Linked DNA regions of Homo sapiens: regions 2 and 3 are each linked to region 1. Evidence: chromatin contacts called from ENCODE Hi-C data. All regions are on one chromosome and are shown on one strand. The core of a region is the stretch at or near the end of the contact, and the rest is flanking DNA. Distances in the headings are between cores, read along the strand shown. Region 1 overlaps LOC105372146 (a long non-coding RNA gene). Region 2 overlaps NEDD4L (NEDD4 like E3 ubiquitin protein ligase). Region 3 overlaps NEDD4L (NEDD4 like E3 ubiquitin protein ligase).

Region 1 (2,947 bases), core at 287-2,786:
GCAGAAGTGCAAAAAGATGCCTTCTTGCCACCTAGTTTCTAGTCACTGCCTTCCTCTCCCAAATGATGCCTCCACTCATCCACTCTAAAGTCCCAATTCCTCAGCTTTCAGGCAGAGAGCCCACTACTACACCACTGTAAGTTGTGACTGACTAGCCCTCCCAGGAACATTGGAAAATTTTGAGGGAGAGAAAGAAAAAAGGAAGAGAAGGAATGAGACAGAAATCTCTCCTAGAAACAGCCACACATGGCCAGCGCAGTGGCTCACGCCTGTAATCCCAGTACTTTGGGAGGCCAAGATGGGCGGATCACGAGGTCAAGAGAACAAGACAATCCTGGCCAACATGGTGAAACCCCGTCTCTACTAAAATACAAAAAAATTAGCTGGGCATGGTGGCGCGTGCCTGTAGTCCCAGCTACTCTGGAGGCTGAGGCAGGGGAATCACTTGAACCTATGAGGCGGAGGTTGCAGTGAGCCAAGATCGTGCCAGCCTGGTGACAGAGCAAGTCTCCATCACAAAAAATAAATAAATAAAATACAAAAATAAATAGAAAAAGAAACAGCCACACATGGACCAGAAAGTTGAGCCTCTGGTGACTTGACTTCAGGTGCTGCGGCAGGCAGGTGGCCCAGGGAGTAACTGGGGAGTGAAAATGAGAATGCAGCACATGGACCAACTCCTGTTGAGCCTCTTAGCAAAAGCCAGCCCTGTCCAGTAGAGCATTTTCCAACTGTTGCAAAAATTACCCTATGAACACCTCTCTCCCCAGAGTTCAAACTCGCACCTTTGATGATACTGCTTCCTGCTGCCATTGCCTATTCTGATGTCAGAGCAGCCATTCCCATGGAAAATGGAATGGAAAGCTAAATGGAGAGTGAGTAGGGGTTAAGACTTCTCTAAAATACCGCGGCTGCCAGGCAATTTCATTAAGGAGAAACAGAGATGGACAATGTCATAAACATTCTCCAGCCATCAGAAGAAACCACTTCCAGGAAAAGTAAATTTTGTGGTCGTAAACACTCACAGCAAGGGCCAGGCCACAGGCAGCGTGGCACTGGCAGAGAGCAGTGGTTGAGGTGAAAGTCACCCTGGGGCCCAGGTCTCAAACTTACCCTGGCTAGACTGAACCAGAACATTTTTCCGTTTCTTTTCCGTAAATTAATGTTTAAAAGTTCCCCTCCCCACATAATCCCAATCTCACTTTCAAGAGATAATGCTATCTCTTCAGTGTATATTTCTTCCGGTTGTATTATGCATATAAATCTCCAGACCATATGGACACACACACACATATGCACACACACGTATGAGTATTATACACATACATGTGTACAGATATCTTTTATACATGTATACACACAGGTGTACACATATGTGCATATGTGAGATCATGCTGAGCTCACCGTTTTCCAGTTCCTACTTTCACTTCACAATAGCTCTTGGCCATCTTCCACCACAGTGTATTTAGAGTGACTCTATAAATAGAACGATTTCTAATGCACCTTTCAGATTTCAACTCTTTAAATAAATGCGACAAGGGCACATCTCGTGGTCCAAGGTCGTGACTGCTAAGGCCCAGAGAACACAACAAATTTGCTGGCTTCAGCCGTGCTGACCTGCTGGAAGATGGGTACAGGCTCCTAAGTGGATGCTGCCATTTGTGCGCCTCCCAGCCACGCACCCCACCCTCATATACACACTATCCCTTGAGGAACATTTACCTTCCTTCCCGCCCCAGGTGTTTGTGACTTGGTGGGTAGTGGGTGACAGAGATGCACCTGTGTCTTCAGAACACAGGCCACTGAAGGACAGCAGGCCCGGGGCTGGTGGGGGCCTGAGCATGCCCTCCCTCACCAGGCTGACCAGGCTTGCATGCAGTGGGGCAGAGGCAGTGGAACTATCCAGAAAACATGCCCATCCCCCCGCCCAAGCCATCACAATGGGAGCTGAGTACAGGGTCACTAGGACAAAGAGTGAATGGAACCATCTTGAAAACAGCGGTGATGTTTCCTGTCTCCGCTGGCACAGGCCTCCGTGGAGCCCACGTTCTTTTCACAGAGTTCAAGTTGCTCAAAGAAATAAGGAGAGGCCACTTGTGAGCAGTGGTCCTCCAGGTGAAACCCAGAGGGCGTCGGGATGCCCACAGGTTCCTCAGGAAACTCATGCGGGGAGACATGGGGGTGCCAGGGACACGCCTCCACCCCACCATGGCTGCCCATAGCAGGGTCCGTGGCAAAGGGACCAGGTGGCCCATGGGTTAGTGGGAGCAGATGCCCAACCACCTCCTCCAGGCCCCACTGCCCCCTTGGGCCACCACAGAGACCTCCAACTTCTCCATCCTCTCTGTCTCTCCCTCTCTCTCCCCACTTGCTCTCTTCCTCAAGGGCCCTTTCCCTGTCAACTACCACTGGCACCCGGCTGGAGGAACAGGGCAGGTTTGCCTGTTAGTACCTGCGGCAACTCATCCCCCAGCCCCTAACTTTGAGGCGATCCCATTTTCCTCCTGTATTCCCTGAGCTTGACACAGCTGAATGTGGAAGACCCCAGGGCAACAAGAGGCTTGGGAAGGAAGGTCACACTGGAGTCGCGGGGGAAGGGTCACCCAGGCACAGGTACTCAGCATAGACTGCAGATGCTGGCCAGCCAGTCCTACACCCAGCTTACTGCAGAGGCACGACCACACTTCTGCTGCAAGGCTGGGGGAGACTCTGTGGTTTCGGTGAGGAAGAGGACAAGGAGGTGAGCGAGCCAGGAACAGCCCCCGCATGTCTCTTATCACGCCTTCATTCCCCTCTCCCCGCAGCACTGAGCTTCTGTGTTTTCTTTCCCCCAAGACTGTTCTCTCGGCTGCTGGTGGCAAAGGAGAGGGCTGCGGGGGAAGGAGAGAGAAAGGGGGGACCCCAGATGATCCTCCTATTCCCTAAGCTCTCAAAGTCTTCAGATATC
Region 2 (2,947 bases), core at 172-2,671, 620 kb before region 1:
CTGTCAGTACCCTCAGTTACATATTTTGGGAGACGTAATACTTAATGAACCAAAACTCTGTTTTGCTGGCAGGGAAAAAAATTGGGCTGATACAATCAAGATAATCCTATCAACTTTAGGATTATTAGGAATGTTGATAATCCTATCAACATTCTATCAACTCTGTAATCAGAAAAATATATTTAAAATAATGCGTGTTTGTTAAAAATAACCAAACAAAATACAGAAAAAAGCAAAGTAAAAATTGACAATCCCCTAACTCCAGTGTTGGTAGTTAGGGACAGAAGAAGGGTGGAGGATGTCTTTTGTCTGTGTTACATGATTACAGCAAAAGTCACTCTTCATTCTGGTAGAGCCATAGAAATCTGGCCGAGCAGAGGCAGCTGTGCCTGAGGAGCCTGACTTCGAATCAGCTGTGTTCATCTTTGCTAACCTCCCAAAGGGAGGAAGCTCAGGAAACCACCGTAGAACCCCCTAAAAGGGGAGGGTGGCTACAGCTGAGCAGGTGGGGGCAGGCAGGAGTGGAGAGAGGCGAGGATGATGAGTCAGGCAGGTGAGATGGAGGCTTTGTAGGTTATGTTAAGGCTCCTAGACTTAGCATTTCAAGCAGGGATGTGACCTGATCAGATTTATATTTTGCTTGCATTGCTGATGGACATTGGTTCAGTGCTCATTGTACTGGAAGGGTCAAGAATAGAGGCAGGGACCCAAATTTAGGGGGCTTCCCAGGGAATCCAGGGGAGAGGTGTTGTGGCCTGGACTAGATTTGGAACATCCAGAAGGGGACTGGAGCAATGACATACCTATACCTAGTCCCAGAGGGCCCCGATCTAGCTAAGGACAGAGCGTGCAGTCTTGCAGCTGCTGGGCTGATGACATGCTGGGGAGTGTATACCTGGGAAATTCTGGTACAGAGATAAAGGAAATGCTCAAGCCTCCACCTATGAATTTGCCCGGTGATTAAAATCATACTTCCTAAGCTTTATAGAAGCCCTCTGTTTGTCCCACAAAGGGCCACTAGCACAAGGAAATACATAATGTGTTCCCTTGTCATTTTATAAAAATGTAGACTGGTGCTGCCTGCTGTGAAAATGCCAGTCAGGTTGCTTCCTTCATAGTAATCAGTGGATTCTTTTGTCCATTTCTGAGTGGAGGATTAGCCCTCTGTTTGCCCCACAAAGGGCCACCAGCACGAGGAAATACATAGTGTGTCCCCTTGTCATTTTATAAAAATGTAGACTGGTGCTGCCTGCTGTGAAAATGCCAATCAGGTTGCTTCCTTTATAGTAATGAGTGGATTCTTTTGTCCATTTCTGAGTGGAGGATTCCTTTCCATAACGTGGTGTATTTGCAGTGTTTCTCTCAGAGGAGGAGTGCCTTTCTGGTGTCATCTGTCCTGTTGGTGGCAGAGTTCTGCTGCTGAATTAAACCTTTGTGTCGGCCTTGGCCACTCTTATGGCTCTGCTGGAGGTAAAGCCAGTGGAGTGGCCTTGTGGCATTTGCTCCGAGTTGTTGCTCATTTTTCTGAGATTATCAGAGGCCTTAGAGGGAAGCATTGAGGATTTCATTATGCTCCGATAACTATCACGTTGTCAATAATATGGTTCTGATAAGAGTGATGGGGGATGGTGGGGTTTTGTGAGTTGACAGACGTGGGTTTGAGACCCAGCTCTCCAGTCAGAAGCCAGCGCCAGGCCTGTTTCTCTTCTCTGAGTTTTAGTGTCCTCAGGTGGAGGGGAGGATAATATTAATAACACCTTCCTGATGTGGCTCCACTGGGCTGGCCACGCCATGGGCACCCAGCACGGGGTGGCTGCCCTGGTTCGTGTTAACCATCAGCAGGGTTGGAGAGCTCCCTCCTTACTGGTGTTGGAGGTCATTACCTGGCGGGGGATGTGGTAGATAAAGCACCTTTTATTGTCCCTACACAAGGCAACTATGGGGTAACACAATATAAGTTATTCAGATTAGAGAAAATATGAACTCTTGCTACAGTGTTACTGCAGACAGGCACATATGGTTTGTTAGGATGACATTTAAAAAAAGTCATTTTGAGTTACAGAATAAAATCAAACAAAATTCCTTTAATCACCAGGGCTGGGATGGAAATAAGGCAAAATGTTGATTCCTTTGAAAGACAATTTTTGGGTTTTTTTTGTTTTTTTTAAAAAAACTTTATGTGTTGATGGTTTACTCTGGTCTAGTCGTTCCTACTCCTATTCTGAAAGCAGGCCTTGAATTCCTGATTGTGTACAGGATTGTGTACAAACAATCAGGAATTCATCATTCATATGAAGAAGTTCTGTTTTTCCCTCTAGTGTCATGAATATTTTCATGTACGTATATGTTATGTGACTAGTGTTAAGAATGCATGTATTATATATGTGCATGCGTCTCATTTACATTGAATGTAGCTAAAAGGAATATTTGAAAAGTATACCTTGCCTGTCTCCAATTTCTACATTTCAAGTTAAAAATGGGAAATAATCTTAGAATCCATGCCTGTGGTTCATAAGCCTGGCTCAGCTCTTGCATTCCCAGCTACTGTCTGACGAAACTCACAGGAGCTGTGAAAACAACGCTGTTTTGTGAAAGCCAAGTAGGAGCTTAGGGTCATGGCAAACTTCAGAGAAATGTAAAGGAGCAGGCACTGTGGGTTTTGTCTACCCCACCCCCCCGACCCCACTGCCTTCCAAAATTTCTTTCTTTTTTTTTTTTTTTTTTTTTTTTGAGACAGAGTCTCGCTCTGTCACCCAGGCTGGAGTGCAGTGGCGTGATCTGGGGTCACTGCAAGCTCCACCTCCTGGGTTCACGCCATTCTCCTGCCTCAGCCTCCCGAGTAGCTGGGACTACAGGCACCCGCCACCACGCCCGGCTAATTTTTTTTTTATTTTTTGTAGAGACGGGATTTCACTGTGTTAGCCCGTACGGTCTCGATCTTTTGACA
Region 3 (2,947 bases), core at 226-2,725, 530 kb before region 1:
CTCTGTTTGTGCTAATGCTCGCTGTATCCCCAAGTGGCAGTACTTAATATAATTGTCATTGCTCTTTAATATTATCTCATTCCACGTCAGCTGCACAAAAATTTGAGGTTAATCACAATGAATGTTTTCTCAATCCTTGTTATTGAGAGCTGTTTAATAGTTTATTTTGTATGTGAAGATTCATATCTAGATTGAGGCTTATACAACTTCATTTAAAGACAGCTTTTTCGGCTGGGCGCGGTGGCTCATGCCTGTAAGCCCAACACTTTGGGAGGCCGAGGCGGGCGGATCGTGAGGTCAGGAGATCAAGACTATCCTGGCCAATATGGTGAAACCCCGTCTCTACTAAAAATACAAAAATTAGCTGGGCGTGGTGGCGGGCACCTGTAGTCCCAGCTACTCGGAGGCTGAGGCAAGAGAATCCCTTGAACCCAGGAGGCGGAGGTTGCAGTGAGCCGAGATCGTGCCACTGCATTCCAGCCTGGGCGACAGAGTGAGACTCTGTCTCAAAAAAACAAAACAAACAAACAAAAAAGGAAAGCTTTTTCAGGTTGGAAAAATATCAACAGCAGACATGAAAAAGCATGAAAAATGACGCTAAGAATGTAAGCAACTGGAAACAAAAATTATAATGGTGCATAGTGAGCTGAAGATCTATATTTAAATGTGAACTCCCCTTTCAGTTTATAAGTGATTACTAACAGCCTCATCAGGTTTCTGGAATTAAATGTTTTATTATTTCCTCCCAAAGTTAGTCCTCAAACATTAGTATTTCTTGTGTTCTTTTGATTTGAATATTTGTTTTTAACACACAAGGATATCAACTCTATAAGTCAGTTAATATGTTCATGCTTTTAGTTAATCGAAAGTGGCTTATGATTTCAGTTTTTGGTATCAGGTGATGTTGCGGAAGTGAGGTTCACTGTGAAGCTTCTTCTTTTTTTTTTTTTAATCATTTTGTTGTTTCTTTGAGTGTATGTGAGCTTATAACTCAAGACACTATGTGAAATGACCCTGTGTTTCCTACATTATAGAAAAGAGGAAAATGAAGCAAGTTCAAGAAAATTAGATTTATGTGGAAAATAAATTCTGCATCTAGTTATTCATTATCAGGTATGAGATTACAGGCATGAGCCACTGTGCCTGGTGACCTCATTTGAACTCGATTACCTCTGTGAAGACCCTGTTTCCGAAGAAGGTCAACATTCTGAGGTGCCATTGTCAGGTATGAGGTAAACACACTGAGAATACCACATTTTGGCAACTCAGACAAGACTATTTTCCAAACATGTAACCCTGGGAAGAAGGTAACCTATCATAGTGTGTGTTAAGAAGTCAAGCAACCAAGAAATGTTAATTGAAGGCCCGTTTTGTACAAGGTTGCATGGAAAAGACACACTAGCGTAAGACATGGACAGTGGCCCTGAGTGACGTGCAGCCGGTTTAGGCGAATTAAGATTTACATACTTGAAAAGGGACAAACAAGTCTGGACGTGGTGACTCATACCTGTAATTCCAACACTGTGGGAGGTGGAGGCAGGAGGATCCCTTGAGGCCAGGAGTTTGCAACCAGCCTGGGCAACATGGGAAAACCCCTGTCTCTACAAAAATTAAAAAAAAATTAGCCATGTGTGGCAGCATGCCCATAGTCCCAGCTACTCACAGGGGCTGAGGTGGGAGAATTGCTTGAGCCCAGGAGATCCAGGCTGCAGAGATTGTGCCACTGCAGCCTGGGTGGCAGAGCGAGACCCTATCTCAAAAAAAAAAAAAAAAAAAAAAAGAACAGAAAAGGAACAAACAACAGACACAAGATTCCATGGAAAAGGGAGTGGTCTAAGTATTCAGACTGTAGGAATTCAGAGAGTGGAGAGGCTGGTTATTATGGGGGTGCTTCATCCTGGGGAGTTGAGGGAAAGGAGGTGCTGGCTGCCTGGAGCCTGGAAGAATCAAAGATTTCCAAGGCCATGGGGGGAAAGCATGAAGGATGAGTGAATAGACACCAGGGCTGAGCACCCTGAAAACTGTGAAGATACTAGATTGACCTGTTTGGAAAACCAAACAGATGTGGCTGTTATTGACAAGTGGTTTTGTTTTTGTTTTGAGACAGAGTCTCACTTGGTCGCCCAGGCTGGAGTGCTGTGGCTTGATCTTGGCTCCCTGCAACCTCCGCCTCCAAGGTTCAAGCAGTTCTCCTACCCCAGCCTCCCAAGTAGCTGGGATTACAGGCATGAGCCACCATGCCCGGCTAATTTTTTGTATTTTTAGTAGAGATGGGGCTTCACCATGTTGGCCAGGCTGGTCTCGAACTCCTGAGCTCAGATGATCCACTTGCCTTGGCCTCCCAAGGTGCTGGGATCACAGGCATGAGCCACTGTGCCTGGCCAACAAGTGGTTTAAATTGGATTCTCCATTTCCCACCTAATAGAAAGTCGGAAGCATAGGGCAAAAGTAAAGGAAGGACCCTGTGTTCTGCTGGTTAAATATAACAGAGGTCTGACTCCATGGCTATTATAGGAGAGGTGCATTTTGTTCTATGTAAATTATCTTGATGTGTCCCCTGTGCCTTTACCCCATGATTATTTAGCACTTTTTTCTCCACGGTCACAGGGACAGGGAGAAACATACACCCATAAAACAGTGTCATCTAGAGGCAAAAACTTGTAATGCTCAAGCATGTGCTCTGACGAGGTGGGGCAGGGTGTGTAGGAACAACACTCTACTAATTATTACAGAGCTTGCTCTGCACTCTCTGTAGAAGTCCTTCAATATCCAGTCTAACACACACAGTAACTTAAGAGAGGATTTTAAAAAATCAAAATGCCCTCAGATTTGTATTGGATTTAACCAGGCTGAGATCCCTGAGATCCAAATATAATAATGTGTCCTTTTTGGATGAATCAGACACAAGCAAAAATCTCCAGTGTGTGTCCAGCTTTAGAGGTGTAGT

The links. A loop is a pair of places that touch in the nucleus more often than their neighbours do. Pooled maps may share reads with other maps.
Region 2: a map of B cell shows a loop between it and region 1 (8-fold over the local background). The contact joins two enhancer-like sites. A Hi-C loop is called at or near these places in 4 of 168 maps with a recorded cell type or tissue (B cell, chondrocyte, dorsolateral prefrontal cortex and 1 more), 23 of 37 single-sample maps with no recorded cell type and 19 of 50 pooled maps.
Region 3: a loop to region 1 is called in a pooled map, with 4 times the contacts of the local background. The contact joins two enhancer-like sites. A Hi-C loop is called at or near these places in 5 of 37 single-sample maps with no recorded cell type and 3 of 50 pooled maps.

Annotation. Positions count from the first base shown.
Region 1 is chr18:58,760,360-58,763,306 of GRCh38, forward strand. The region is part of intron 1 of LOC105372146 (a long non-coding RNA gene); the gene reads right to left. Among named protein-coding and RNA genes, the nearest start is that of LINC01926, 52 kb to the right of the region's middle. RefSeq lists an enhancer at 1,624-1,673. Within about 2 kb of position 1,537, at least 5 of the 41 ENCODE cell types and tissues checked have a DNase peak (open chromatin) inside an H3K27ac peak, as active enhancers do.
Region 2 is chr18:58,139,335-58,142,281 of GRCh38, forward strand. All of the region lies in intron 1 of NEDD4L (NEDD4 like E3 ubiquitin protein ligase), which reads left to right. Among named protein-coding and RNA genes, the nearest start is that of NEDD4L, 97 kb to the left of the region's middle. Within about 2 kb of position 1,422, at least 2 of the 41 ENCODE cell types and tissues checked have a DNase peak (open chromatin) inside an H3K27ac peak, as active enhancers do.
Region 3 is chr18:58,229,481-58,232,427 of GRCh38, forward strand. The region is part of intron 2 of NEDD4L (NEDD4 like E3 ubiquitin protein ligase); the gene reads left to right. Among named protein-coding and RNA genes, the nearest start is that of NEDD4L, 190 kb to the left of the region's middle. RefSeq lists an enhancer at 2,709-2,758. Within about 2 kb of position 1,476, at least 5 of the 41 ENCODE cell types and tissues checked have a DNase peak (open chromatin) inside an H3K27ac peak, as active enhancers do.